Linked DNA regions of Homo sapiens: region 1 is linked to region 2. A link is an interaction called in ENCODE POLR2A ChIA-PET data of the cell type or tissue named here. Cell type or tissue: A673. All regions are shown on one strand.

Region 1 (2,500 bases), 310 kb before region 2:
TGGCCAGGCAGGTAGCTCATGCCTGTAATCCCAACACTTTGAGAGGCCGAGGTGGGCGGATCACCTGAGGTCAGGAGTTCAAGACCAGCCTGACCAACATGGTGAAACCCCATCTCTACTAAAAATACAAAATTAACCAGGTGTGGTGGTGCATGCCTACAATCCCAGCTACTTGGGAGGCTGAGGCAGGAGAATTGCTTGAATCCAGTAGGTGGAGGTTGCAGTGAGCCAAGATGGTGCCATTGTACTCCAGCCTGGGCAACAAGAGCGAAACTCCATCTCAAAAAAAAAAAAAAAAGAAAAGAAAGAAAGAAAAGAAAAAGTAATGGGACCACAGGAACTCACCACTCTGGCTATTTTTCTAATTTTTATTTTTGTAGAGATGAGATCTCGCCATGTTGCTCAGGTTGGTCGCAAACTCCTGGCCTCAAGTGATCCTCCGACCTCAGCCTCCCAAAGTGCTGTTTTTATAGGCAAGAGCGATGGCGCCCGGCCTCCTAGAGCTTTAGGAGGGAGTATGGCCCTGCCCACACCTTGATTTCAAATTTCAGGCCTCTAGACTGTAGAAAAATACATCTGTGGGGTTTTTTGTTTTGTTTTTAGAGACAGGGTCTCATTCTGTCACCCAGGCTGGAGTGCAGTGGTGCGATATCAGCTCACTGCAGCCTTGACCTCCTGGGCTCAAGTGACCCTCCTACCTCAGCCTCCCAAATAATTGGGACAAAAGGCACCACCACACCTGGCTAATTTTTGTATTTTTTTGTAGAGATCGGAGTCTCGCTATGTTGCCCAGGCTGGTCTCCAACTCCTGGCCTCAAATAATCCTCCTGCTTCAGCCTCCCAAATCATTGGGACCAAAGGCACCACCACGCCTGGCAAATTTTTGTAGATATGGGTGGGGTGGGTCTCGCTATGTTGTCCGGACTGGTCTCTTAACTCCAGGCCTCAAGCGATCCTCCCGCCTCGGACTCCCACAGCGCTGGGATCACAGCCTCCCCCCGCCCCGAGGTAGCGGGTGGTGGGAACGGGATTGGAATCCCGACTGTGGGGCCCCTGCGGCCACCTCCAGGATACAGCGGACCCCGATGAAGCCCTGGCCTGGGTGCTGGGGGAGGCTCCGCGGCGCGGTCCCGCAGGCGGGAGGCGATGCTGCCGACGCTATTGCTGCCATTACTATTACGGAGAGATGGGGCGGGGCGGGAGCACCGGGCCCTTCCCGGAAGCCCTTCCTGAGCTTATTCAGTGCCTGGGGCCGCGGCGATCGATGACAGCTGGGCGCCGGCCGAGCCCCCTCCGGGCCGCGCGGGGGCGCATGCGCGGGGCCGCGGGATCGATCGGCCGCGCTCGGGCCTCCCCGCACCCGCCCGACCCCGCCCCCCCGGCTCGTTGCCCGGCAACCTCTGCCCGGCGCGCTCCCATTGGCTGGCGGCGGCCCGGGCCCCGGCCGCGCGTGGTCACTTGGTCAGCGCGGGCTCGGCGTGGCCGGGGGCCTGGCTCCGGGCGCGGGTCGATGCCGCCTCGCATCTGACCTTTCCCGGCGCGGGGAGGGGGCCCGAGAGGATGGAGAGAGCTGGACCATCTTGGAAGAAAACTTTATTGACCCGTCTCTTATCTTGGGGACGCACGGTTCCAGCGGCGGGGGGCGAGGGTACGGCTGGGTGGGGGCAGGGGCGGCCAGGACCTTCCTCCCGGACATGCACGGACCCCCTGACCGCCGCCCCGGCCATCTCCCTGGGCGGGCTGCTCTCCATTCCCTAGACAGGAAAATTGAGGCTCACGAGGGCCCGGGGATTACCCAAGGCGCAAAGGGTTTATGAGGTGCAAGGGGCCTGGAGCCCAGAGAGTGTGGCTCGAGGGCTTCAGACTCTCTCTGCCACGCCGTGCTGACATCTGCACCCTCCAAGCAAAGCTAAAACATCTTCCCGCGTTGCTGGGTCCCACACCGTCGCAGCCTGGAACCCACCACCCCATAAGGAGGGACCGTTCCTTAAATTGAAATGCGATGTTGAACAGCCACGAAAAAGGACGAAATCGTGTCCTTTACAGCAACATACGTGCAGCTGGAGGCCATTATCCTAAGCGAATGAAAGCAGAAACAGAAAACCAAGTACCCATGTTCTCGCTTATCAGTGGAGGCTAAACATTGGGTACTCATGGACACGAGGATGGGAATAATAGACCCTGAGGACTTCTAAATCGGGGAAGGTGGGGGACAGGGGCTGAGAAACTCCTGGGTACCATGCTTAGCACCTGGATGACGACGGGATCGGTCATATCCCAAACCTCAGCATCACACCATATACCCATGGAACAAACCCGCATATGTACTCCTGAATCTAAAATTAAAAAGATGAAATTTCAAAATAGTAATAGGAAGGGGCCAGGCGCGGTGGCTCACGCCTGTAATCCCAGCACTTTGGGAGGTCAAGGCAGTGGATTCCTTGAGGTCAGGAGTTCCAGACCAGCCTGGCCGACTTGGAGAAACCCCGTCTCTACTAAA
Region 2 (2,500 bases):
TCTGGCCCAGCCCTCTGTTTTCCAGATGGGGAAACTGAGGCCCAGGTTGGCAGTCATCTTGCCAGCCCCATAGCCCCTTTTCCAGGGGACAGCTCGGAACCTCGATTTCCAGTCTGTGCCTTGAGGCTGTGGGGGAAGCTAACGGAGGACCCTGAGCCCCTCCCTCCCACTGCAGCTGCAGAACAGGGCTAGAAGGACTTCATGGGTCATGGGGTTCAGTCGGGACTGTGGGGTAGCCACGAAGTGCCCTGCAGGGGGTGACAGACCCCCGGTGCCCGGCCCACCCTTCACCTCCCCCAGCAGTTAGCCCTGCAGGGCTGGGCCCGTCCTGGCCATGGCCGTGGTCTCTGCTCCACCTGGGTCTCCCCGGACCCTTCCTCCTCTAGGCCCAGCTGGAATCCACCACCCCCGGGGCCATTCACATGAAAAGTCCAGAACAGGCAAATCCCCAGAGACAGAGAGTGCACTAGTGACCACCGGGGGCTGGGGAGGTGGGGAAAGGCAGTGACTGCCGGTGGGGCGGGCTTGCTGTTCCGGGTGATGAGAATGTTGCAGAATTGGATTAGAGGCGAAGGCTGCACAACTTTGCGTGTGCTAAAACCATTGAATTTTAGACGCAGTGGGTGAACAGCGGTGCTGAGGTTTTTTTGTTTTGTTTTGTTTTGTTTTTTAGAAAGAGTCTCGCTGTGTTGCCCAGGCTGGAGTACGGTGGTGCAATCTCGGCTCACTGCAACCTCAGCCTCCTGGGCTCAAGCGATCCTCCTGCCTCAGCCTCCCTAGCAGCTGGGATTACAGGCAACTGCCACCACGCCCGGCTAATTTTGTATTTTTAGTGGAGATGGGGTTTCACCATGTTGGCCAGGCTGGTCTCAAACTCCTGACCTCAGGTGATCCTCCCGCCTCGGCCTCGCAAAGGGCTGGGATTACGTGAGTGAGCCACCGCACCCGGCCAGGTGCTGAGTTTTATCACAGTAAAGCTGTTATCTGAAAAAATAAAATGCTGCCTGGGTTCCCTGTTGCCTTTGGGGTGCCGCCCCCTCCCCGGCCGTGGTCGGGTGTGTCCCCACACGGTGCTTACTCTCGCGCTCCAGCCTGTCGGTGTGCAGGTACCATAAGCTTCCTTCACCTCCTCACGCCTTCTCCCATGCAGGCTCCTGGGGCAGGGCAGGGAACCCTTCCGTCCCGAGCGCCATCTCTCTTGCCTCCAGCCCCCTCCAGGCCCAAACCCCGCCCCTCCAGACCGCAAGCCCCGCCTTTCCAGGCCCAAACCTGGCCCCAGACACAAGCCTCACCCCCACCTCCAGTTCATAAGCCCCGCTCCCTCCAGGCAAAAGCTCCGCCCCCCAGGCCATAAGTCTCTGCCTTCCAGGCCTCAAACCTCACCCAATACACAAGCCCCGCCCCGTCTGGGAACCTCCCCCAAGCCTCGCCCCTCCAGGCCCCAAACTTCGCCCCAGACGAGGCCCTAACCCTTCAGATTCCAAGCTCCGCCCACCAAGTCCAAGGCTCCGCCCCATATAATAAGCCCCACCCCCAGACGCCAAGCCTCGCCCCCTCCAGGCCTCAAGTCCCGCCCCCTCAGGCGACGTCATCGGTTTCTTTCTTGCTGGGTTTTGTCCCTGCACTGCGCTACCAGCCTGTAGCTCACCTGGCTGCCCTTGGCTCCCGCTTGATGAATCCGGAAACTGAGGCACACAGTAGCCTGGATACAGCTGGGATTTCAGCCCAGGCTGGCCTCCTTAACCACTAGGCTTCGCTGTCCTCCTTCCGCTCCCGCCTCCAGGAAGCCCTTCCTGGTCTACACCCAACTCCAGGATCTGAGGTCAGCCCTTGGCCGTCCAGCTCATCTTCTCTGCCACCAGCCCCAGCACAGCGTCCTGCCTGCAACAAAAACTTAATAATGGCTGAGGGGGGTGAACCCTAAAGCAGGCAGGGGCCGGCCATGTGCAGAAGGTTACAATTACTAGGACTTGTTAGGTTGCACAGTCCCAAGGCAGCGGCAACAACGTCTCTCACCCTCTCCCAGGAGGAGACCCTTCCCCTTCCCTTGAACCTGGGCGGGCCTCGCGTCTTCTGTGAAACCAGAGAAGGTGGCGGGGGTGGCGCTGCCTGGCTTCTCAGCAGGTCAGCCTGGCAGCTTCTGCTTTGTTTGCTTGGAACCCTGCTTACTGGAGCCCGAGCTTGGGAACACAGCTGCCATGTTGTGAGGAAGCCCAAGCCACACGGGGAGGCTCCCTGCAGGCGCTGGCCCTGGTGAAGAGCTCGCAGCTGAGCCCTGACTGGGTGTGGTGGCTCACGCCTGTAATCCCAGCACGCTGGGAGGCCAAGGCAGCTGGATTACTTGAGGCCAGGAGTTCGAGAACAGCCTGGCCAACATAACAAAACCCTGTCTCTACTAAAAATACAAAAAATTGACTTGGTGCGGTGGCTCACGCCTGTAATCTCAGCACTTTGAGGGGCCGAGGTGGGCAGATTACCTGAGGCCGGGAGTTCAAGACCA

What was found. Peaks named below come from ENCODE experiments on the same cell type or tissue, not always from the same donor. Only the 100,000 strongest peaks of a DNase experiment are listed, where the experiment ranks them.
Region 1: POLR2A ChIA-PET joins it to region 2 with 10 read pairs; 1 of 35 experiments calls an interaction of 5 or more read pairs at or near these places.

What each region holds. Positions count from the first base shown.
Region 1 is chr19:1,724,418-1,726,917 of GRCh38, forward strand. No RefSeq gene overlaps it. Among named protein-coding and RNA genes, the nearest start is that of ONECUT3, 28 kb to the right of the region's middle. RefSeq lists an enhancer at 1,033-1,532 and a silencer at 1,295-1,394. In A673, no CTCF peak of the experiment used is centred here; a DNase peak (open chromatin) is centred at 1,314; H3K4me3 peaks cover 920 bases; H3K27me3 peaks cover 1,014 bases.
Region 2 is chr19:2,033,673-2,036,172 of GRCh38, forward strand. LOC107985278 (a long non-coding RNA gene) reads right to left here and starts at 1,209. Exons shown (of 4, transcript XR_001753845.2): 1 at 1,079-1,209. RefSeq lists an enhancer at 1,966-2,466. In A673, no CTCF peak of the experiment used is centred here; a DNase peak (open chromatin) is centred at 1,439.